Regions from separate parts of the Homo sapiens genome. Here regions 2, 3 and 4 are each linked to region 1. Evidence: chromatin contacts called from ENCODE Hi-C or POLR2A ChIA-PET data. All regions are on one chromosome and are shown on one strand. The core of a region is the stretch at or near the end of the contact, and the rest is flanking DNA. Distances in the headings are between cores, read along the strand shown.

Region 1 (6,167 bases), core at 1,767-4,266:
TGGAAAGCAAGGGGAGAGCAGGTGTCTCGCATGATGGAGGCAGGAGCAAGAGCAAGAGCAAGATCAAGACCGAGGAGGTGCTACACACTTCTAAACAACCAGATCTCACAGAACTCACTCACTAGACAAAGACAGTACCAAGGTGGGTGGTGCTAAACCATTCATGAGGGATCTCCCTTATGATCACATCATCTCCCACCATGTCCCACCTCCAACACTGGGAGTTACATTTCATTATGAGATTTGGGTGGGGACACACATCCAAACTATATCATATATCCTCTTTGATTTATATGATACAAGCTACAAATTGCCAGCCAAAAAATAGTTGAGCCAAAGTATCCTTCCCAATATGACTGATTTAAAAGGAACAGAGTGCCTCAATTTAATGTGCTGCATTATGACATAACTTCTTATGAAGTCCAGATTTCTCACACTTGCATATCTCTAAGAAAAAAAGAAAACTTAATTTTATGAGTGATACCAAGCCAGTTAAAAGAAAGCTAATTATATTAGTTTCCTGTGGCTGCTGTAACAAATTCTCACAAATCGGGTCACTTAAAACATCAGAAATTTATTTTTGTACAGTTCTGGAGGCCAGAAGTCCAAAATACTTTGACCAGGTTTAAGCCACGATGTCAGCAGGACTGCATACCTTCTGGAGGCTGGAGGGAAGAACCGTCTGCCTGCCTGTTCCAGCTGCTGGAGTTGCTCTCCTTGCTTCCCTTGGCTCATGAACTTTTCCTCCATCTTCAGAGCCAACAGCGTAGCATCTTGTTTCATTGCCTTTTCTTCTGTCTCTCGTCAAATCTCCCTCTATTTATTTATTTGTTTTGATAGAGTCTTGCTCTGTCACCCAGGCTGGGGTGCAGTGGCACAATCTTAGATCACTGCAAACTCCGCCTCCCAGGTTCAATCAATTCTTCTGCCTCAGCCTCCCTAGCAGCTGGAATTACAGGCATGCACCACCACGCCAGGCTAATTTTTGGTATATTTTTTGTATTTTTAGTAGAGACAGCGTTTTACCATGTTGGCCAGGCTGGTCTCAAACTCCTGACCTCAGAAGATCCACCCACCTCGGCCTCCCAAAGGACTGGGATTACAGATGTGAACCACTGCCCCCAGCCAAATCTCCCTTTTAAAAGAATATTTGTGATTTCATTTAGGGCCCATCAGGATAATCCAGGATAACCTCCCCATCTCAAGAAACTAAACTTAATCCCATCTGCAAAGTTCTTTTTATCATACAAGGTAACTTTCACAGGTTCCAGGGATCAAGACCCAGGTCACTTGTTGGGGGTTATTATTCAACCTACCACAGTGATAAACACATGACTTAAATAGCAGGCTGGTGGCTTGAAGTTCTAGTTTTAAACTGGGAATAAGATAGAGGTAATTACACTAATAATTGCCAACTTTCTAAAATCTGAATGCCTGAGAAATACAGATAAGTAAAGCAAAAAGCAGTTATGACTACCTTTTTGATAACCTTAAGTCATCACATATCCACTTCCTTATCTTGAAAATAGAAAAACAGACACCAGGTATCTCTTCTATTATTCCTAATGTCAAAATAGAAATATTTGCAACAGGCTTGCCGTCGCCAGTTGTAATCACTAATATAATTGAGGATGCAACCATTTCTTCCTCTTTTTTGTTCTCCAAGATCAGAAATCTCTATAAGATTACTATTTGGGCTTTCACAATCCACTATTTATATCGTTCTCAGTAGTAGATGGGGAGGATGAAAGGACAGGCAGGTCCAATTTCCCTTCCTCTTTAACTTGAATATATGATAGTTTTACTTATTTGTCACTCACTCCCATTTTAAAACATTTTTATTAAATGTGGGTGATAGACTGTACTTAAAACTTTGCTTTTCATTTCAGCCTCTGCTATGTAAATCAAATTAATGATGGACCCAGTTAGCTGAATAGTTAGAAGAAAACAGATTTTGTGGAACATTCAAAAATTTCTTGCTTTTTGCAAACAGTGCAGAAGAATGATTAACAATAAACACTGTTGCATACTCCATAAACTCAGTATGTACTTGATTTGGTAAGTTGGCCCTACCAACTATTCTTGATTCATGCTCATGAATGCTGAGAGATTTAACTTTCCTCAGTCTGGTTTATAACTCCTCAGGGAAAAAACTTAGACAGTTATTGCTATATGTTGAAAACTACAATTGGAGCCTTCATTATCTGCCGCCCACCCCCAACCACAACTTAATAATATGTAAAAGAGATGGATCTTTGAGCAAAAGATTTCTAAGAACTTTCTAAACTGTAAGTTTTATGATTATCTGTTTTCATGTTTGTTGACAAAAACAAAACAAAACAAGAGAAGAGAAACAATGATGAACACACATTTCTTCTTTGTGTGTGAACCACTTGCCTTTGTTTTGGCTTGGAATGGTCACTCTTGATGACAGATCCAGCCTCATATGTCACATTCTTGCCACTGTCTCTACACTTTCCATTGAGATTGTCATTGACAGAGTGACATACCTGGGAACCGCACCAGTTCCCAGAACCATAATTCTAAATTCTGCCAGACCATCCTGCAGTCTCTAAATTCCAATGGACGTTTTGTAAGGTGAGAAACCCTCTCTCCTTGAGATTTGTTTACTTTGCAGTTAGTGATGGTAAGGGAGTCCTTTGCAAACCATTTGCTTGGAATTTAAATGTATAGTATTGCTGACAGAGTGCTGAAAATTCATCACATGGTGTACTTAGCATTTTCTTTCTCTAAGGGTATGGAATGGGGGTGTCCCTTCCCTGCTGTCCCTCCCAGTTATTCTGGCTATGAGCAGAGTATCCCTATGATGACTCAGCCCAAGCCCTGCCATCCTCTGCTGCCATCCAGAAACTGGCTCACAAGGGCTCCCTCACCACGGGTTTGTTTGGAGGGCTCACTTCCAAAACAAAGATTAAAATGCCTTTTCTCTTTAATAGTCTCACTGAACACTATTGCTTGTTAATGTTCAGACACTAATAGCACTGGAAAGAGTCGTTCCTTGTGTCAACTCATCAAGTAGTCTAAACAAGCCTGTTGGAGGCTGGCCAGTTCTGGCCAGTCATTGACCACAGACATGATCTAGAAGGCTATTACAACTTGTGGAAGTGAGAGGTAGCTCTGCTTCCTGTCTAGCCCACTTCCCAGGGATTCTCCCCAGAACCACTGGACTTTGAGGCCAGTGGGGGTTGATACTCAGCTATAGACTTCAGATATACCTTATTTTTTAGCACGAAAATTGAGATGTGTGTAAAAGCTTCAGAAAGGCCAGAAAGAAGAGGATTATCTGAAGTGATGCTTGGCAGCTGGAAGTTTATAATTTAGTTCTGTGGTTAGAGAGTACTGATAGTTTTTGTCTTACTTGTGTTTTTGATGAATGGGTGGATTTGTGAGAGTTCTCTTTTTTGGATGATTGTGGTGCTTGTTCAGGGATATATCTCTGGTCTTCTTTGGATTTGCCATGTTTATCCCAGCCATATACTTCCTCTACAAAAAGAGCTTTATGATTATTTCACATCAATAAGATGTGTGAAGATAGGTGAAGAAAAATCTTCAAATATGCCCTTCTTGCAGTAGCAAAGAACAAATGAAAAGAAAGTAAAAGATTATATTGGGAAATGTTTGCCATGTTGTGTTTGCTTTCTAACCCTGGAGTATTCCTCAGGGCAGGGGAAAATGTGGTTATACATGTTACATTGCATCTGAGATCTAATTCTTGCCTCATTATTTATTTATAAACCTTTTATTAATCATTGACTCTGTGCCAGGAACCATGCTAGATGCCAGAGATTCAAAGATGAAACAACCTGGTCCTTCCCTCTCTGGAGTACACACACTTGAAATGAAACAATTGCTGTCTATGATGGAGGGATGTAGACAGTATGAAACAGAACACCTAGGAGAGCCTGGGATGACTTGATTAAGAAGTTTCTATTTGAACTGAAACTTGAAGGACTATGGGGATTTGTTGGACAAAAAAAATCAAGAGAATGGAAAAAGGGTGAGTGAGGCCGCAGCCAGAGCTACAGAGGCACTAGAGCAGGGGTGGGCATGGAGACCAAGGGAAATCCAGGTCCTCTCCTCTCCTGGGCAGAGGCTTGGAGGGAGACAAGACTAGATAGACAAGCAGGATCCAAGTCATTCAGTGCTTTGTAAATCACATTTAGATTTTACTCTTCATCTAATGGTAGATGACTGAAAAGTTCCAAACAGCAGTGACATGATCAGATTTGCAGGTGAATAAAAAATCACAATGAATGTATATACAATGGGATCCACTTGTCATCTGGCATCTGGTCATTATAGCTGATCAGGACATAGAGAAAAAACTATCTTTCTCTCCATCTGTCTTTCTTTCTCTATCGTGATCCATAATGGATTTAAGAAGGTTTTCAAATCTTACTTCCAGGTTTATGCAAGCCATGGAGAAGTTTATTGAGGCTTCCCAACATTTTATCTTTGTGTTGGTGTCACTAATTCTTTTTTCTCTTGATGCTTTCTCCCCAGAATCCTATGATGCCTTGCTATTTTTGAGCACTCAGTGATTTAAGGTTTTTTTTTTTTTTTTTGAGACAGAGTCTCACTCTGACGCCCAGGCTGGAGTGCAGTGGCACGATCTCGGCTCACTGCAAGCTCCACCTCCCGGGTTCACGCCATCCTCCTGCCTCAGCCTCCTGAGTAGCTGGGACTACAGGCGCCCGCAACCACACCCGGCTAATTTTTTTGTATTTTTAGTAGAGACAGGGTTTCACCATGTTAGCCAGGATGGTCTAGATCTCCTGACCTTGTGATCCGCCCGCCTCGGCCTCCCAACGTGCTGGGATTACAGGCGTGATCCACTGCGCCCGGCTGACTTAAGGCTTTTAAAACTGTACTCAAACATAAAGCTGTGATAATTAAAATAATATGACATTAATACAAGATTAGAAAGAGATCAATGGAAGATGTAGTTGATTCATAATCAGTGTAAAAACTTAATAAGTTTTACACTTAATATGTGTAAAAACATAATAAGAAATAAATACCACAAATTAATATTTTATGAAAAATCATAATACAAATTATTAAGGAATAATAAAGGTCAATTTCATTAGTAATCTAAAAGGACTAATTAAAGCAAAATTAAAATAAAAGGTACTGACTATCAAGCAAGCAAAATTAAACATAATGCCTATGAGGCATAGATGAGAAAGATATTCTCTTATTCAATGAAAGGATGCAACCTTTCTCGAAAGGCTTTAATGTATTAAAATTTGAAAAAAAATGTTTATATCCAGGCCGGGCGTGGTGGCTCACACTTGTAATCCCAGCACTTTGAAAGGCCAAGGCAGGGGAATCACTTGAGGTCAGGAGTTCGAGACCAGCCTGGCCAACATGGTGAAACCCCGTCTCTACTAAATAAAAAAATTAGCCAGGTGTGGTGGCACATGCCTGTAATCCCAGCTATGTGGGAGGCTGAGGCAGGGAGAATTGTTTGAACCCAGAAGGCAGAGCTTTCAGTGAGCCTAAATCATGCCACTACACTCCAGCCTGGGCAACAGAGCAGACTCTGTCTAAACAAAACAAAACAAAACAAAACAAAACAAAAGAGAGTGTTTACACCCTTGACCTTGTGATTTCATGGAAAAGTTTCAAGAACAAATTCTAAGAAAAAAAAGTGAAGAATTTGACAAAAATTTGTGCACAAAGATGTTCATTGCAGCATTATTTATAACATCACACATTTTAAGGACAGGTAGTTTATAAAATTAATGATACCAATAGTCACTGTCTTCCAAAGAGATGAATATTTACTGAGCTTCTACTATGAACCAATAATTAATTATCTCATGCAATCTTCCCACACAACAAACAGATTAGGTAACTAAGACTGAGGGTTTAGGTAAGTTGCCCAAGACCACACAATTTTGGTGCTGACCCAGGTCTGACATCAAAGCCTTGTTCTGTTCACTACACCTCACTACCTCTATTTATAACTGTGTGTCAATTGTTTGCTTATGTGTCAATTGTTTGCTTAAAAAAAATCTATAAGTGGCCGGGCGTGGTGGCTAACGCCTATAATCCCACTATTTTGGGAGGCTGAGGTGGGCGGATCATGAGGTCAGGAGTTCGAGACCAGCCTGGCCAACATGGTGAAACCACATCTCTAC
Region 2 (6,167 bases), core at 2,442-4,941, 64 kb before region 1:
TCCTAACAATGATAATTTAAGTACTAGAGTATTTTCCTCCATACCAGGTACTGGCCTACATTTTCTGTGTATATCATCTCATGTAATATTTACTATAGCTAAGGAAGTGAAGGCACCAAGAGGTCTAGCAAATTGCTCATGGTCATGTAGTTAGTCATGGTAGAACTGGCATCTCAACCAAATTCTGTCTGGTGTCCAAACCCCCTTTCTCCACCTCCACATCCCACTCCTTCCAAACCTTCCATTCTTTTAAGCCTGCCAAGTTATCTCCTTTCTATAATCCTTCACCCTATCTTCCCTGACATGCCTCATTCCCATGGAGAAGTCTTCTGTTTGGGGATAGCCTAAGGGGCCCTGCTTTATCAGAACTCCCAAACACCTTACAAATTACTCAACATAAGTATGAACACAGTGAAAACATAAGTAGAATCCAGAAGTAAAAAGTTCTAAACATTTCAGGCAAACAATACCAACATGTGTGTAATATACGGAAGTTTAGCTTTAAGTTTTCAGAGCAAAACTTGGAAGGAGGCTCCTCTCCAAAACAAGACCCCCACCCCAAGCCAAGTATTCTAACACCTAACAGCCAAAACTGATGGAGCACTACGTGCTTGCCATTGTTTTATGTGCTCTACCTCTACTGACTAATTCTAACTTTTATAATAGCCTCATAAGGTAGATGTACCATTATTATCTCCATTCTCCATTTTTATGCAATTTATCTGCAAGGTTACACACTAGGCAAGTGGTAGTTCTGGGATTTGGACAAAGTCTGGGTCGAGAATTCACGCTTGTGTGCAGTCTGCTCATCTTTGTCTTTTTTCTTTCAAGTCTGCTGTTGCCCTGGAGGTGCTGTCAGTGGAGTCTAAGATTTGGTTCCCTTGTTTGTCAATATTCATCAATCAGAATTCTTGAGCATCTGTCACGGTGAGGCACTGTGCTAAGCACTCAGCATAAATTGACTGAAGAAAACAGACACAGTCCCTGCCTTCCCTGAGTGTGCATTCTAGTGGGAGCAACAGACCTTAAATGAGGTAATAAATAAATTTATTTAAAGTTAACAACTCAACAAATAAGGATAGCTTAAAATTATAAGAAATGTTATGAAAGTAAAACACAGTATGCTCTCATAGATGATCCCAGGAGGATCTATTTAGACATGGTTCGGTCAGTGAAGTCTGATAGCAAATTTAAGCTGATACTAAAAGAATGAAAAGCTTTAAAATGAGATAAAGGAAGAGGCATTTCAGTTAAACATGGAAGACACAAGACATTCTTTCTTAACCTTTCCACAGACCTTTCTAAAATTGAGTATAAAAGGAACTAATGAGATAGAAACTCAGAAGGACAAAGACAACAGGTGATGAGAGAGAGAATTGTGACTGCAAAGAGTGAACATATTTTTGGAAGATAAAAAGTGGAAGGAGGAGTGAGCAAAAGTAAGAATGCTGTATACCAAGTGTGAGCAAACTGGATGCCAATGTCAAAGGAGCCAAGTCACAGCATCTAACCCCCCTAGTAAGTCTCAGCCATTGATGGTGCCTGGTCTGTGGAAGATAAGGGTGGAGTTCTGGGGAGGAATGAGGAGAATGGTTTGAAAGTCAGTATAAAGCACATTTAAACCCCTGGACCCTCTCTTCCCTCTCCTCTACCCAGGTCCAGGCAAGTGTTCCTCCTCACCCTGCCAGGATGCCAGAATCTTACTATTCTGTGGAGAAGTTGAACTGGAGTGGCTCCACAACCAGGATGCCGGCCCCAGAAGAAGTGGAGGTGCAAAAGAAAAGGGTCTGAGCACAAGTGTAGATATTGAAACATAAGATTTCTTCTCCTTCCGGGTGCGCCAACCTTATGGGTTTGGGTTATAATCCTGTGGTAGTATCATCTGACTTTTTAAAACTGTATTTTTTATTCCTTTTATAAAAATTTTACTCACACATACACATGCACACACACACGCACACATACATGTATTTTTTTTAAGAGAAGAGGAAAAGCGTTTCTTGCGGAGGAAACAGCCTGTGTGAAGATCCTAACCAGTGCATTCAGGGGAGTGGCAAAGAAGACCTGGCAGTGCAAGAGCAGCAGTAGGAGGAGGACATGGGGAGGATGAGGTTGGAGAGAGCGGGGTAAGAGGAGGACATGGGAAGATGAGGTTGGAGAGCGTGGGGCCAGATGCTGCGGGACCTTGAGGGCCATCTGAAAAGTCTGGGTTTTCTTTGAAATGTAGCCATGAAAGGTTTTTAAGCCATGGGTAACATGATCTTATTTAGGTTTAAAGAGTTACTCTAGTTGTATAAAGAATAGTTTGTCACATATTTAGCTGGGTCTTCGCATGAAAAATTATGTATCCCAGTACTTTAGAGCGGAAAGGACCTTCAAGATCATTTAGTCCAACCCTTTCTTTTAAAAGATAAGCAAACTAAGAAGCAGAAAATTTATGATTTGCCCAAGGTCACAGAGCTAATAACTATGTGAGGCTTTTAAACTAGGAGTTGCAGGGTGATAGATTATACTTTTAAGAAATCTTTCTACTCTATATTTCCTTTGGCCAGAAATGATGTCTCCCTTTTCTGAACTTTCATCTCACTTTATTTTTCTCTCCTATGGTGCTTACTCATTTATTACCTTGATCATAGTTCTTTGTGTTCTTGTCTTGTCTTATCTCCTTTATGAGACTATAAAAGCAATCCCTGGAGAGCAGGAAATATGGTCTTTACCTTACGTGTCTCTGTAGGACATTGCCTGTAGTAGGTGTTCAGTCAATGTTTGTTAAGTAAACAGATCAATGGACAGGTGATACGTGAGTGAATGAATGAATGAATGAATGAGTTCTCCATATGCTATAAATACTGAGTGTTTACTGACTGAATATGCACGTGTAGATTATACTCTCCCTGATTTATCATTCTAGGCTACTTCCTAGCTATGTTTTCATTCATTTTTCTCTTATATGTACATAATGGAAAGTGGTTATTTTTAATCAGAAGAAACGAGGTGGCCTAGAAAAATATCACATTTCTAAGTCAGGTAATTCTTTCTTCCAAGATTATCAGCAGGGAGAGCCTCTCCACACTCTCCCCTTCCTTCCCTCCCACCCTACTGGCTAGGTTTAAATGTTCTTTCTCAACACATGATCTTTTGGGAGCTTACTTCTGAATTTTTTTTTTAAAGAGATGACTGAGACTGCCCATAAGAAACTAACCAAGTGTCCGGGGTAAAACTGTGATATCACAAAGGAGAAAAATGTTTTACTTAAGGTTAAAAAAAAAAAAACACAAAAAAGCAGGGCTGTAACTATGCCCTCTCCAGCAGAGCAATATACATACATCCAATGAAAACTAATGCTGCCAATAGTGGAGAAAGCCCTGAAGGAGATTTGGGAGCCATGGGTGATGTCCCTGCCTTCGATATTGACTTGTTCAATGGCTCTGATAATTCATGAGCGCTCTCTCTCTCCCCTCACCCCTGCCCTTGGTTTCCTCATCCATAAAAGATACATAAAAATATTAGAAACAATTGGTCATAGGTCCAGTTTCTGCTACCACAAAATGACCCATTAATTCTGTCCATAAAATTGGTCAGACTGGTTTCAGGGATAATTGTTACATTTTTGGACTCACTGATTTGGCATCTTGCACATACATAGTCAGGCGCATGTTGAGAATCTTTGCCGGAGATGAGGTTATACAATGGATTTTGGCTCCCTGCATGAAGAAACAAGCTTCAGGGCATGCGATTTGATGATCTAAGGTCTCCACTAAGGCAATCGGCACTCAGAAGACAAACATGACTCATTGTGTGTGGGAACTCATTCCACTGTTCACAAACTTCGGTTTGAGGGTTGGGAAGGTCTGGAAAAGATTCTAGTGTAAAGCCTAATTCAGAAGGGTACAGATTGTTTTCTTTGTAAAGTGACACATGTCAGTATTGTGAAACAGTGGAAACTGGAAGGAAAATAAAATATTGTGTCGACTGTCACAGAGTCATCCTGCTGCCCCGGCTACAGACATCTCTTGCTTTCTACTCCTGTGCTTCACTATTACAATGAAGCCACTGTCCTCAGATAGTTCCGGCTGCTTCACCATATTAGTTATCTATTGCTAGGAAAGAAGCCACCCCAAAAGTCTGTGATTTAAAGCCACAACATTTTATTATTTGTTCATGAAATCTGTAATCTTGGTGGAGCTCAGCAGCAATGCTGCTGCTGGTCTTGCGTGGAATCACTCATGCAGGTGGCATTATGTAGAGTCTCAACTAGGCTAACTCTCAAATAATACAGAATGACTTCATTCCCATGCATGTCACCACAGCTGGGATGGCTGAAACAGCTGGGGCTGGTCCGACGTCTCTCCCTCCCTCTCTCTCACTCTCTCTCAGTGGTTTCTCCAGCAGTGCAGCCGACTACCATTACCTGGGGACCCCGGGCTCCCAAGAGTACAAAAGCAGAAACTGCCAGGTTTTCTTAAGGTTCATGTCTCAAACAGCCACAGTGTCACTTCTGCAGCATTCTGTTGGTTACAGCAAGTCATAGGCCAACCCAGATTCAAGGAGAGGGGAAACAGATCCCATATCATTATGTAAAGAGTGGCAAAGAATTTCCAGACACCTTTAATCTACCACAACCACAATTACATGGTCAGGTCTTGTGGGGTAAAGGAGCATCTAGTGACTTGCCCAAACTTCTCCCCTGCCACAGACTTCCCCTTGTTCCTCCTTGGATGCTCCCCTCTTACAATGCAGCCTTCACTCCAGGGCTCTGGGCCTGTTGCTTTTACTTTTCTGTCACTACCAGCCAACTTCTCTCTACTGACTTTCTCTCCACCTCATAGTTTTTGATTATTCACAGGCTCTGCTGCTCCATGGCATTATTGTCATATGGCTTCTACTGCTATAAAAATTAGTAGTGTACAGAAAAGGTTAACAAAGTAGGCCAGAGACTGCTAGCCTTAGGAAGACCTGCTTGCAAGGTTGATCCTTGACTGGCATCTAGCAACTTGGATTTTGAGGGGCGTATTAGTTAGGGTTCCCCAGAGAAACAAAACCAATAGGATATGTATATGTGTATATACATATACATATACAAATATATGTGCATATTTGTATACACATATACATATACTCACATATATGTATATATATGTGTACACAAATATACAAATGTATATATGTGTATATGTGTGTATTCAAATATACAAATGTATATTTATATACATTTGTAAATATATGTGTATATTTGTGTATATATATGTGTATACACATACACACATATATGTATATACACATATACACATATATGTGTATATACATATACAAAAGAGAGAGAGACTTATTATAAGGATTTGGCTCACATGATTATAAGCCAATGATGATAAGTCCAAAATACACAGGGTGGGCTGACAGGCTTGAGATCTAGAAGAGTAGATAGTGCATTTCCAGTGTAAAGGCTGGGGTGGTCAGATGTGGTGGCTCATGTCTGTAATCCCAGCACTTTGGGAGGCCGAGGTGGGCAGATCGCTTGAGGCCAGGAGTTCAAGGCCAGCCTGGCCAGCATGGTGAAATCCCATCTCTACTAAAAATACAAAAACTATCTGGGCATGGTGGTTCACGCCTATAGTCCCAGCTACTCGGGAGGCTGAGGCATGAGAATTGCTTGAAACTGGGAGGCAGAGGTTGCAGTGAGCCGGGATCACACCACTGTACTCCAGGCTGGGCAACAGAGTGAGACTGTGTCAAGAAATAAATAAATGAATAAAATAAAAAATAAAAAATAAAAATAAAGACTGGCAGGTAGAGACCCAGGAGAGCCAATTCAGTCCACAGGTGGCCTGCTAAGAATTCTCTTTTGTTCCGGGATGCCAGTATTTTTGTTCTATTCAGGCCTTCAACTGATTGAAGGAGGCCAATCCACATATTGGAGGGCAGTCTCCTTATTCAAAATTCACTGATTTAAATGTTAATCTCATCCCAAACCCCCCTCCAAGTGAATACATAAAATTAACCATCACAGGAGGGTTTTCATTATCCCCAGAAGTGATAAGAGGGCTCACTGTGCTTAAACTGTTTGTACAAGCAATGTGGTTCATGCTGGACACCTGCTTTCATGATTCCCAAAAGGAATAAGGAAAGGAATCCCCAGTCTGGAATTTTATTACATGCTAGGCAGAGAG
Region 3 (6,167 bases), core at 1,924-4,423, 46 kb after region 1:
TGCAGCCATCCTGGTGAGAGATAGGGCTTGGCGTACAGGAGGACAGCGAAAATAGAACTAGAACGTTCCTAGATAGGCTTTGGATGTAGAATAAATAGAATTTGGTGATGGATTAGGTGTGGAGAGTAATGAACACATAATAAAAAAAAGTGACTCCGAGGTTTCTGCCTTGATCAGTTGGGTGTTTGGTAGGATTCTCTCTCTCTCTCTCTCTCTCTCTCTCTCTCTCTCTCTCGCTCTCTCTCTCTCGCTCTCGCTCTCTCTCGCTCTCTCTCAATCTCTTGCTCTGTTGCCCAGGCTTGAGTGCAGTGGCGCGATCTCGGCTCACTGCAAGCTCCGCCCCCCAGGTTCACCCCATTCTCCTGCCTCAGCCTCCTGAGTATCTGGGACTACAGGCGCCCGCCACCACGCCCGGCTAAGTTTTTGTATTTTTAGTAGAGACAGGGTTTCACCTCGTTAGTCAGTATGGTCTCGATCTCCTGACCTCGTGATCCGCCCGCCTCGGCCTCCCTCTTTCTTTTTTTTAAGAGACAGAGTCTCGCTCTGTCGCCCAGGCTGGAGTGCAGTGGCGCGATCTTGCCTCACTGCAACCTCTGCCTCCCGGGTTCAAGCAATTCTCCTGCCTCTCAGCCTCTTGAGTAGCTGGGACTACAGGCGCACACCGCCACGCCCAGCTAATTTTTTTTTTTTTTTTTTTTTTTTTTTTTTGATTTTACTAGTGACGGGGTTTCACCGTTTTGCCCAGGCTGGTCTCGAACTCCTGAGCTCAGGTGATCTGCCCGCCTCAGCCTCCCAAAGTGCTAGGATTACAGGCGTGAGCCACCGCGCCCAGCCGGATTATTTCTTTTTATTGAAAAGACCGGGAGAGATATATTTTGGAGATGTGAAATCAGGAGTTCAATTTTGGACCTGTCAGGTTTGAAATGCTTGGGGAGCCTTCGAAGAGAGTGGGATTGAGCTCAGGGGAGATATCTGCCCTGGGGGTAAAAGTTTTGGAACCATCAACATGTAAATAAAATCCGTAAGAATGTTTAAGATCACCTTGGGATAGATGAAAGAGAAAGAAGAGAAAGCCCTGGTAAATTTCAGCACTAATGCTGAGAAAAAAGAGGATGTCAACCACATTGTTTGGTGTGTTTGTTTGTTTACTAACAGTTTAACAATATAGATTTTTGAGATAGTTTGTTAGGGTATATATTTTGTTATATATATATCTATGGTATATATTTTGACACCATGGTAGAATTTCTCTGTATAACCTTTCAACTTACTTCTGCTTTGCACTGATATATTTTTACTGAGAGTCTCATGCCTCATACAGGCTATAGGAATGTTTGTTATTAACCCAATTATTTGTTGAGTAAGATACAACACCCCTTCCCCCTTTTGTCTGTCTCTAAATTTACCAAATGCAAAAAGAAAATCTCAAAAAACAAAGAAAGTGGAAAGCTTTTGACCGATTTTTAAAAATGAGTAGGTAGTTTAATTTCAAGTAGTCAAGAATTATGATGTCATAAACATTGTTTACATGGTTCCTTTTTGGTTTTAATATCAGTTTGCTACAATACAATGCATTTATAATTACAATTTTGTTAAGATATACTTGCTGCAAGTCAACCATTTTTCATTAAATAAAGATGTTCTTGGCCGGGCACGGTGACTCACGCCTGTAATCCCAGCACTTTGGGAGGCCAAGGCGGGCGGATCACGAGGTCAGGAGATCGAGACCATCCTGGCTAACACAGTGAAACCCCGTCTCTACTAAAAATACAAAAAACAAAACAAAACAAAACAAAAAACTAGCCGGGCGTGGTGGTGGGCGCCTGTAGTCCCAGCTACTTGGAAGGCTGAGGCAGGAGAATGGCGTGAACCTGGGAGGCGGAGCTTGCAGTGAGCCGAGATCGCACCACTGCACTCCGGCCTGGGTGACACAGCGAGACTGCGTCTCAAAAAAAAAAAAAAAGAAAGAAAGAAAAAGATGTTCTGAAAGAAACTCCAGGATGAGCAACTGCCTTCAAGGGCAGAGGTTTTAAGTTGCCAATAAAATAAAATAGTGACAAGTAAACACTGCGCCTCATCAAGAGGAGCAAGGCAGCTTCTGTTGTGTAGCCGATGTTCCCATTTTCAGAACGTAGATGTAGGTGAGTGAGAAGAAAGAGGATATATAAACCGTCTTCCAGCTCAAATTTGAAATTAAAAGAAAAAAAGACCTAAAAGAGGGGGCCTGCCCTCCACCAACAAGGCAGCAAACCTTGCAGCCTGTGGGGCTTCACCATAGCACAAACCAAGCACCTTTACTTGCAGCTCTCTAAGGGCCCAGATTTGAGTTTTGACTCAGAGAAGAGAGAGCAGAGGTCTCTAGAAATGCCTGTTGGGTTTGAAGAATGCTGATGACATTTTTGCAACTATCCTTTATCATCTGTTTTCTGTACTTCCACCACTGGCTCCACCTTTTTCTTTCTGCAGTTCAAAATCGTTCTGTGAAATATCTCCTCCATTTCAAATCTTGGCTCTTCACCACTCAGTTTAAGAGTAGCAAACACCTTGCAGCCTGAGGTTCCACCTTGAACATGGAGAACATTCAAACACAATATGGGGGAGGAGGCGACCTGCGTGACTTTTAACATCCCCTTCATATCCTCCCACTGGGCGCATTTTAAGCGCCAGCGCTCACCACATCCGGCTGCCCCACCGCCCGCGCCCGGAGCCCCAACATTCCCAGTCCTCTCCCTTCTCTCACTTCTAGGTCAACAAATATTTTAATAGGTCCTTTTGAACAGATGTGGCCTGTAGATGTATGCAATGACCCCATCGGAAATAATTTGGGGTGAAGGGGGAAGGCGACCTTCCTCTCCAGGAGAGCCTTTATTGTATAATCTCTAGTTAATGAGCCTCTCTCTGGGCCTCAAACCGGGCGAGTTATTATCCGTGTCTGCAAGTCTGGAGAAGAGGCTAAGAAGCAAACCTCCTGGGTGTCCGGGACCACCGGCCTTAGCCTTCTCCAAGCCCAGGGCAGGGCGAGAAGAACATGGCCCGGTTCCCCTCGGGGTCTCTGGCCCAGCTGCGGAGGGGGAAAGGTGATCGATCTTGCTGGGGGCCACCGCTAGCCCACCGCTTCCTGCCGCGACCTGCCGCGGCGGCCGGAGCCCGGGAGCTTCCCATTGGCTCACGGGCCGACGCCATGCAGTCTGGGGGGGCGTGGCCGGGCGGCGGGGCGTGGCCAGGCGGTGCGGGGAACTGCGGAGAGAGGAGAGGAGAGGAGAGGAGGGGAGGGGAGGGGAGAGGAGTGGAGAGGAGAGGAGGGGAGGGGAGGGCAGGGGCGGGGCGGGGCCGGGCGGCGGGGGCGCACACCCCAATCTCCCTAGCGCTGTGGGGGTGGCTGCAGCTCCCCGCGCGCTCCCTCCTTTGGGGGGGTTTCTGGGCTCGTGACTTTTTTTTAAATAAAGAATGAGCGGATGCCCGTGACAAGTTAATAGCTCTCGCCGCGCTCTAAAGTTAAGTTGTATCTCCTTCCCGCCGCGAGTCTCCTTCCACAGACCCGCCGGAGCTGCCGGGACGGGCGCTGCGCGGGACTGGGCGTTAGGTGCTCCCGGCTGGTTCCGGCGAGCAGCCCCCACCCCTCGCCCACGCTCGGGGTTAGAGACCCCAGCACCCCACGCAGACGGCCCGGGCTTAGACCTCTCCACGTCGCTGTGGCGCGCGCCCCGCCAACACCCCCACCCCACGCGCAGCCCGTGTCTTCTTTACCCCCGCGCACTTAACGCAGGGCGCACGCACGCATCCCGGCCCCCTCACACTCACACTGCGTCTTCTGTCACACCCCCTGTCGCACACACACTGTTCTCTGACTCCCACCATCTCCTGTCTCACACCCACTCCAGTTTCGTGTTGAGCGGCCGCCAGTTCTCCCTCGGTCGCGCCGGCGCACGCTCGTCCCCTTCTGCCCCGGAGCCCGCCCGCGCCGCACGGTGGCCCCTTGCGCTGGCCTGATCGTGGGAACCAGGCGGGGCCCCAGCGTCCCTGCCCCTGCCCGGTCATCCATCTCCCTCCCGGTCGGCCAGCCGAGACTTCAAAGGCGCCTCCTCCGGCCGGGCCTGCCAAACCCCGACGCAGCCTGGATGTGGGCCGGGGGCGCTCCCCGGCGGGGGGAGGCCGGGCCAGGGCGCGTCTGGGGCCGGCTCCGTCCTTAGTGCGGCGGCGGCGGACTCCAGAGCTGACCGCGGGGCCACCCCCGCCGCGGCCGGGCCACGCGCGGGCCACCCGGGAGCTTCTACCAGCCCAGCGAGCACGCGCCGGCGGGAGGGGGGCCTCATTTTCATGGCAAGGGAAATCCGGATAAGGATGGACTCCTTTCGGAGGAGAATGGGAACGCGCTAGTCCTGGTGCCTGACCCTCTCTCCTAAAGAAAATGAGTCTCCCCTGGAGCTTAAGCCATATTTCCTTCGCCTCCTTTCCTCCTTCCCATTCGGACACCCCTAATTGACAGGCTCTAATCCTCGGATCAGAACTACTTCTGCCTGGAAGATTTGGCCGGCTTTTCCTTTTCTCTCAGCGTTCCTGCAAAGCCAATTCGTTCTGAGCTGCACTGATGGCGGGCTGAGGGAGGAGGGCTACTTCCAACTTCTGGCACCACCTGGGTGGTCGCCGTAACCGAGTGATTCCTTTACAGCTATTTATAATCCTTAACTTTATGAAGGTTCTTTTGCTTAGAAGAGTTAAAGAAGGTTTAAGTATTCTATTTTGGCACTGATGTGGGGCATAGTCACTGAATGATATTTATCTATATTCAACTAGACTATGAATTTTTTGAGCATAGGGGTGTGTTAGTTCGCAGGCCGCAGATTCTAGCATAGGGCATGGCAAATAAATTGTAGCTGTGCAATCAATTATGTTGAATTCAAATGAACCAGCTTTTTGCATGGAGCTTTCCAAACACTTTATCATACTTAAAAATGTTATGTAAAGCTTTCCAAGAAGGAAGGAAAACAGAAGGAGAAAAAGAAACGGAGGATGCAAGAAGGAATCCCAGAATCATTTCAGATCCTTTGAAAGAAAGAGGTTAGATTTAAATCTCAAAGCTAAACCAGACAGATCTGCATATCTGAGAACACAGAAGCCCTAAAACCAATATTAAACATCATCTCAAGTTCATAGTGTTTTCCTGGCTAACAATGCTAGCTTCTCTTAATGTAAGTCTCTAACTTTAAATTGTCCTTATTACTTTTTCTGTCGTGTCTTGAGCTATGAACACAAGGCTAGACTGGACACAGATTGTTCAAATCTAGAAATTGGCAACTTAAGATTTTTATCTGTTAGCCAGCTTTTATCCCATTTAAAGGAAAGGAAGGAGTTAGCATAACCATATTAACTGTTTAGAAAAATTGGTGGCAGTATGGAGGATTCAGTAAAGTGCCTCCAGAGTAACCCGTGGCGGGACATCAATGAGCATTAATATCCTTCTGTAGATCATCTACAATGTAGACAAATGTTTTCATCCAACAATACATTTTTGAGACACATCCATTTTGAGACGTGTAGGGATATACCATTGAATGAATATACCAGAATGTATTTATTCATTCTCCCATAGGGACATTTAGTAGGCCTTTTTTTTTTTTTTCTACTAAAAATAATGTAGTGACATCTTTGTGGTGGTGGTCCCCTTGTTTGCAGATGAAAGTGTTTTCTCTTACTTTTGTCCCTAGAAATGAAATTGCTGGGTTGTAGGGTTACATACTTTCATCTTTACTAGATATCAATCACCAAACTATTCTTCCAAGTGGTTGTAACAGTTTATTCTCTTAGCAGTATGTCAGCCACCTGCTTTCCCCTCATCCCCAGCAATACTTGGCATTGAGAGGTGACAGCATGCTGGCAGTCCACACAGCCCTCGCTCGCTCTCGGCGCCTCCTCTGCCTGGGCTCCCACTTTGGCTGCACTTGAGGAGCCCTTCAGCCCGCCGCTGCACTGTGGGAGCCCCTTTCTGGGCTGGCCAAGGCCGGAGCCGGCTCCCTCAGCTTGCGGGGAGGTGTGGAGGGAGAGGCGCAGGGGGCAACCGGGGCTGTGCACGGTGCTTGCGGGCCAGCACGAGTTCCGGGTGGGCGTGGGCTCACGGGCCCCGCACTAGGAGCAGCTGGCTGGCCCCGCAGGCCCCGGGTAGTGAGGGG
Region 4 (6,167 bases), core at 2,521-5,020, 39 kb before region 1:
CTGTTAAGTGGACTGTTAAATGTCTGTTGCAGTCAAGTTGCAGACAACTTGACTAAACTGACTTTAGATAGAAGTATTTCTTGTTTCACTGGAGTCAGATAATCACTGAATCTTCAACAATCAATGGAAATTGAGTTATCATCAAAATGCTATTTCATTGTATGCTGCAATCACTTGTAGAGTATAACTGCTAATGCTATAAATGGTGACTGCATGCTACGCCTTCCCCCACTCAAAGTCATATGCACATGAACTGCAAATATTCTTGTTGTTGCACTACAGAGCCTTGCAGATAAAAGATGAATTGTAGACAGCCAAGTTACTGGCTCAGCCAGTCGCAACACAACACAAAACAGGTGACTATAAAAACCATCTCTGTTTCTCTCCAATACACCATACTCCCTCTTCCAACACACACACACATACACAATTGGGGTGGTGGTGGTTGTGAATGTCTATATAATGCTAAGATCATCATTGCAGAAACTCCTGATGTGTGTATGCAGGAGAATAATCATTGAGAATCCCCTCCACCCATGGCAAAATCAGAGCACACAACACTGAAAATCCAGGTGCCAATTCAAACTGTAAGGATATTCTGAAAAATCTCAATATTTAAATTTCTAATCAATATTAAAGACTCTGAGCAAGCCTCTAGCTCTTTGATTAGGAAATGCTTTTAAAAGACTGTAGATATGGCCATGCAGGGTTATTTGGAGAAGTATCAACTAGTTTCTTTTCTCCTTTTTCCTTCCTAAGGATTTTGAGACCGTTTAGATAAAGTCTAATGCTTTGAAGATGGAAGTTCGAGTTGTTTTGTGAAAAGGAAGTTGTACGAGGTGCTTTTGTCAGGTTAATTAACTGTAAACTCTGAACTCTTTCTGAATCAGAGGCCAGCAGTCTCAAGACAATCATACTTTGCATGGGGTGTGCAAGAAAGCAGCAATATCTGAAAAAGCAAGAGATGGCAAGACTTACCTTGAAATTTAATCAGGGGAAAAATCCTAATGGATTCTCCTTGTATGACACTGACATAGAGGCATGAGAATATACTTATGTCAAGGATTGTAACTGAAAATAATTTGCAGGTGAGGATTGTTTGTTTGTTTGAGACAGGGTCTCACTGTGTTGCTCAATCTGGCGTGCAGGAGTGTGATCACAGTTCACTGTAGCTTCAACCTCCCAGGCTCTGGCGATCTTCCCCACCTCACTCTCCCAACTAGCTGGCACTACAGGCATGCCCCACCATGCCCGGCCAATTTTTGTGTTTTTTGTAGAGATGAGGTTTTGCTGTGTTGCTCGGGCTGGTCTCAAACTCTTGGGCTCAAGCTGTCTGCCCACCTTGGCCTCTCAAAGTGCTGGGATTATAGGCGTGAGCCACTGCGCCTGGCCTGCAAATATAATGAACTGGACTTCAAACACTAGACCTGATTCTCTAGTAAAAAGAAGTACAAATATATCCCATCCTACAAAAATCCTAACATGTTGAATCTCTGTTTTAGGAGTTACCAATACATATTAAAGAAGGATACTTGACTAAAAACCTTTTGAAATGACTAAATAACTAATCAGGGTGCTTGATGTTAGAAGACCCTGTTTATGAAGATTTAATCATATACAAAGGTGATAATTGTTGAAATGATGAGAAAATAAAAAGCAGATATATCTCAGGTTTTAAAAATCATAAATTCTGTATAACTTCCGAGGAGCATAAATTGTACAGAAAAGTAGTACAGCTGGAAACGTTGAGGCCTAAGAAATCAATCAACGAAAACAGCCTGAACAAAGCAGATGATAAGGAAGAATTGAACTTGACACAGATACATTCAACACAGAAAGGTACTGATTCAAATGGCACCTGGAGCTTACGGATGGAATCCAGAGAACCAAGGAAGAATGAAATGCCGAGTTCAAGACTAAATCGTCACTGATATGGTCTTAAAGAATCCTTTTGCTAGCAGTATACGCTGTTTAATTGAGTGACTACGTTCTGGGAGATCCTAGCATTTCCAAAAAGCACACTGGTGTTTTGTAGTTGGTCTGTGGGGTTAATCTGATAGGTAGAAGCAGGGATGTGACTCATCGTGGATGGGCTCTATCTGAAGCAGGACATTTTGTTTACAACATTTATCATTTGCTATTGCAGTAGCAAAGACAGTTAGTGAACACAGGCTTATCAAAAAACTAGAAGAAAAATATAACAGTGCAATTCCGGACTATTCAAGAGAACTTCTCTCAGTCTGACTGGCTGATTAACTAAAAAATGGCTATCTATCTTTTACTCAATTTTAATGAATATTATTAAAAGAAATACCACAAATTAAAATCAACAACAGTTAAAGTGATACTCCGTAAGACTTAGAATTATAAAATTTGTCCCTGGGATATTGAATTTATTGAAATAATTGTTCCCACTTTCCCCTCACACAACTCTTACTAGCAAAAACTGCAATCTGTGAATCATTAGGATCAGAAAACTGACTGATGAATCAAATTTTGTAAATGTTTACCCAGAGAAGAAAGAATTGATCCCAATGAAAATTTAAATAAAATTTTAAAAGGAAAAACTGGAAATTGTTAAACTGTTCAAGAAACCAATCAAGATTTAAGAAAAATTGCTTCAGAAAACATTTTTTTACAAAAATGCATTAATGTTACTGTTCCCATTTGAAGGTTTGTTTTCATAACCTCAGCCTCAAAACACCTTCAAAGAATGTTCAGTCAAAAGAAGTCAGTATCAAATATATTCTGAAACCCCTGAATCTGGTATGTGGAATTCAATTTATGCCATTTTATCTCCCGACTTTTGCATATATTGTTCTCCCTGCCTCGAATTCCTTTCTCTGTTTTGTATTCTAAGACAACTCAAGATTTATGCTGCAAGACTCAACTTACAAAAATTGCCTACAGATTGGACCCTCCTAACCTTTGGGCAGAGTTAGATACTTTTACACTGTATGTTTTTGTAAGGCTCCTGCATGAATATTCTATCATATCACTATAATTTCTTGATTATAGGGCTGTCTCATGTACACTAGATAGGAGATTTCTCTAGGGCATGGCTCATGTTCTAGTCCATTTGTTATGAAATCTCTGGCACATAATAGACATGTAATTAATTATTGCTGAATAACTGAGTGGACATGTAAGTGAGGTCTCTATGCTACTCACTCATTTATTTCTCTTGTCCTTTATGAACAAAATCATCAAATCTGCACCGCAACTTTAAAGATGTATTTAAGAAAAAGTTCTCTCCTATACATTCAGATTAGTACTAAACATGTATTTTGTGATGTCTCTCTATTAGCAACACCCCTTCCTTTTCTCCTCCTCCCTATCTATCATCAAGAAAAGCAGTGCATTAATGGGAATCCACTTGAGACTGGGATGGCCGGCTCAGGACCTCTTCTCTCTGGGTATTGGTGGGGGCATCCCTAGAGTGTGGGAGCACTTTCTGGGAGGTCCAGAGGTTAGGTCAACCAAGGGCTTTTTCTTTCCATCCCTTCTCAATTTGACTCTGGATTCAGCTGAATATAGTTAAAGGATTAATTGCCATCATTTTGTTCCCTAAATTAAGAGTCATTGTGGTAAGAACCAAGCATAGCAATATGGGCCAACCACAAAGAAATAAATTACTTTGTAAGTTTCAAAAGATTTTCACCAAATTACTGCCCTGTGCAAATGATGTTGGGGGGAAAATTTTGTTTGAGAAACATTTTCTTTTGTGACTATAATAAGGTATGTGTACCCCTGCTGAGATATGAGTCACATCCCCTGTGTTAGGAAACTGTGGATAGTTTTTGTGGGTTTGGGGTTTTGTATTAAATTTTCAGTGCCTCATGTTTCCTATGACTGATGAATGGATCATCACCTGACTCATAGGCTCTTTTGCTATGGATCACCGAAGTGCAGCTTTTAAAATTCAGTAATGTGGCACCCAGCTGCTCAGAGTTTTAATATGGAGCGAGTAACACCGGAAACATGTAACCAGTGCTTTGAAATGTACATTTCTGAAGTCACCTCTTCCCAGCTTTTTGCAGAATTATAATTAAACTGGTCTAGACTAGTTTGCAACTCCTATTTTTAGAGACCTACAGTGCCCCTTTTTTGGTCTAAGTAGGGATACAATAAACATATGGGTTTGTTTTTTCCAGATTAAAGACATGCCACTGACCTCAATTTCAGCATTCTAAAAGTGAACATTTATTTATTTATTTATTTATTCAACAAATACTTACAGGATGTCTACCTTGTATTCCACTTATGGAGATAGTGGTACTTATTTAGATAGCCCAGTGTGACTGAAGTTCAGATTATGGGAATTTGTAGGGAGAGTATAAGGGATAAGATTGGAAAGAGCAGTCAAGAGCTAGATCTTAAAGAACCTGTGTGCCAAGCTACAGAGTTTGGGCTTTATCCTGAGATCCAGGAGGAGCCCTGAATTGTTTCCACAGAGGGGTGAAATGAGACCTTTTGCACCAGAGTTGAGGAGAAATTAGATGAGGGCAAAGTAAGATGTGGAAGGCAGACCAGTTAGGAGCCTATCATCGTCATCCAAGAGGCAGATGGGGTACAGCCAGAATGAAAGCAAGATCAGTGGGCATAGAGCTAGAACTAATAGGACCTGGCAATGAATCCTGGACTGTGGTTTAGAGTCCTGGCAATCAGACTCTTAATGTTGGAGCCCAACCCCCATCACCACCCCAAAGGCAGAATCCTTGGTTCTCCTCTTTTCTCTGGAAACACACACTTCCTTGCAATCACAACCAATTTCAGGATGACACTCAAATTTATATCTCCAGCCCAGGCATCTCTGAACTCTAGACTTGAATATTCAACAGTCTATGCAACACCTCTATTTGGATGTTTAGCAGAGCTATTCAACATACTATAACCCAATCTGAATGGGAGACCTTCCCTGAAACTTGGCTTACCTTCAGTCTTCTCCATTTTTGTTAGTAGCAACTCCACTTTCAATTGCTTACATCTGAAACTTTGATGTAATGGTGACTCCTATGTGTGTGTGTGTATATATATGTGTATATATATGTATATATATATGTGTATATATACGTATATACATATATACACACATATATACATATATACACACATATACATTTATATATATATATTTCACATTCAGTCCATCAGCACATGCCCTTGGTTTTAACTTTAAAATCTACAAAGAATCAGATCCCTTCTTCCCACCTCCACCACTACCACTCTAATCAAAGCTACCACCATCTTACTCCTGGATTAGTATAATAGGCTCCTAACCTGTCTACCTGCTGCTCCCTGGCCCTTGCAGTCTATTCTCTACACAGCAGCCAGAATGATGCAACACCCCCGCCAACCTGTTATTTGAAGCTTTTCGAGCATACAGAAAACTTGAAAGAACAATACAATATAAAATGTCTTTTGCAGCTTCTTTTTCTGATCCAAGATCCAATCAAATGCAATTTGATCACATTTGATTGTTGTATATTTTTAGTCTTTCTTAATCTAGAATAATCTTTCTTCTTTTTAAATGACATGTACTTTTTCATATAGAATATCCCACACTTTCTGAATTTGTCAGTTTCCTCATATATTATGTTGTATAATTCATATTGCATCAGATCAAGAGGCACATAATGTCAGGTTGTCCTAATGCTTATGATGCTGTTTGATCACCTGACTAATGAATCAACTCACCAGAGTTCTCCATTGGGAAGATAAATTTTCCTCTTTGTAATTAGTAAGAAATTCATGGGGTGATACTTTGACACCTTTCAAATATCCACGATCTTTTACCCAATGGTTTTGCTATCTACTAATAACCTTTTCTAGATTATTTATTATACTGGAAGTTGCAAAATCATGACTTTAAAATATTCTCACTCCTATTTTGTAACAGACGTTTTAGTAAAAAATCGCCTTCCTTATTTTTCCCTTTCTTCTCTTCTACCCTTTCCTGCTGCCCTCCTTCTCCTCCTCCTCCTTCTCCTGACTCTCACGGTGGATTCAATGTCCACTCAATTTTAATTCAATGTGTTATCATCAACTACCACAGAATGATTTATTTAAAATGTATACAGATCATGTTCTATTCCTCTACTGAAGCCTCATCAATGACTTCCCCCTTCACTTGAAGTAAACATCTAAGTCCTTACAGTGGCCTGCGA

What was found. Hi-C counts contacts between places; a loop is a spot of excess contacts on that map. ChIA-PET counts read pairs that join two places held with the same protein, here RNA polymerase II (POLR2A). Pooled maps may share reads with other maps.
Region 2: a map of PC-3 shows a loop between it and region 1 (6-fold over the local background). The contact joins two enhancer-like sites. A Hi-C loop is called at or near these places in 6 of 168 maps with a recorded cell type or tissue (DLD1, PC-3, astrocyte of the cerebellum and 3 more) and 3 of 50 pooled maps. POLR2A ChIA-PET finds 5 or more read pairs at or near these places in 3 of 52 experiments (BJ, HCT116 and activated naive CD4-positive, alpha-beta T cell).
Region 3: a map of endothelial cell of umbilical vein shows a loop between it and region 1 (2.6-fold over the local background). The contact joins two enhancer-like sites. A Hi-C loop is called at or near these places in 1 of 168 maps with a recorded cell type or tissue (endothelial cell of umbilical vein) and 1 of 50 pooled maps. POLR2A ChIA-PET finds 5 or more read pairs at or near these places in 3 of 52 experiments (A549, HEK293 and Panc1).
Region 4: a map of endothelial cell of umbilical vein shows a loop between it and region 1 (7-fold over the local background). The contact joins two enhancer-like sites. A Hi-C loop is called at or near these places in 3 of 168 maps with a recorded cell type or tissue (PC-3, endothelial cell of umbilical vein and mammary epithelial cell) and 2 of 50 pooled maps. POLR2A ChIA-PET finds 5 or more read pairs at or near these places in 4 of 52 experiments (A549, H1, HCT116 and 1 more).

Annotation. Positions count from the first base shown.
Region 1 is chr12:65,692,680-65,698,846 of GRCh38, forward strand. No RefSeq gene overlaps it. Among named protein-coding and RNA genes, the nearest start is that of MSRB3-AS1, 53 kb to the left of the region's middle. Within about 2 kb of position 3,017, at least 5 of the 41 ENCODE cell types and tissues checked have a DNase peak (open chromatin) inside an H3K27ac peak, as active enhancers do; they include HCT116, PC-3, endothelial cell of umbilical vein and 1 more, where a contact is called at or near this core.
Region 2 is chr12:65,628,025-65,634,191 of GRCh38, forward strand. All of the region lies in intron 1 of MSRB3-AS1 (MSRB3 antisense RNA 1), which reads right to left. It overlaps LOC105369806 (a long non-coding RNA gene), which reads left to right. Exons shown (of 4, transcript XR_945028.3): 2 at 832-1,034; 3 at 1,296-1,518; 4 at 1,657-1,835. Among named protein-coding and RNA genes, the nearest start is that of MSRB3-AS1, 11 kb to the right of the region's middle. Within about 2 kb of position 3,692, at least 9 of the 41 ENCODE cell types and tissues checked have a DNase peak (open chromatin) inside an H3K27ac peak, as active enhancers do; they include HCT116, PC-3, endothelial cell of umbilical vein and 1 more, where a contact is called at or near this core.
Region 3 is chr12:65,738,323-65,744,489 of GRCh38, forward strand. No RefSeq gene overlaps it. Among named protein-coding and RNA genes, the nearest start is that of HMGA2, 83 kb to the right of the region's middle. RefSeq lists enhancers at 94-594, 3,190-3,690, 3,691-4,191 and a silencer at 3,191-3,240. Within about 2 kb of position 3,174, at least 6 of the 41 ENCODE cell types and tissues checked have a DNase peak (open chromatin) inside an H3K27ac peak, as active enhancers do; they include endothelial cell of umbilical vein, where a contact is called at or near this core.
Region 4 is chr12:65,653,246-65,659,412 of GRCh38, forward strand. No RefSeq gene overlaps it. Among named protein-coding and RNA genes, the nearest start is that of MSRB3-AS1, 14 kb to the left of the region's middle. RefSeq lists an enhancer at 3,181-4,380. Within about 2 kb of position 3,771, at least 5 of the 41 ENCODE cell types and tissues checked have a DNase peak (open chromatin) inside an H3K27ac peak, as active enhancers do; they include HCT116, PC-3, endothelial cell of umbilical vein and 1 more, where a contact is called at or near this core.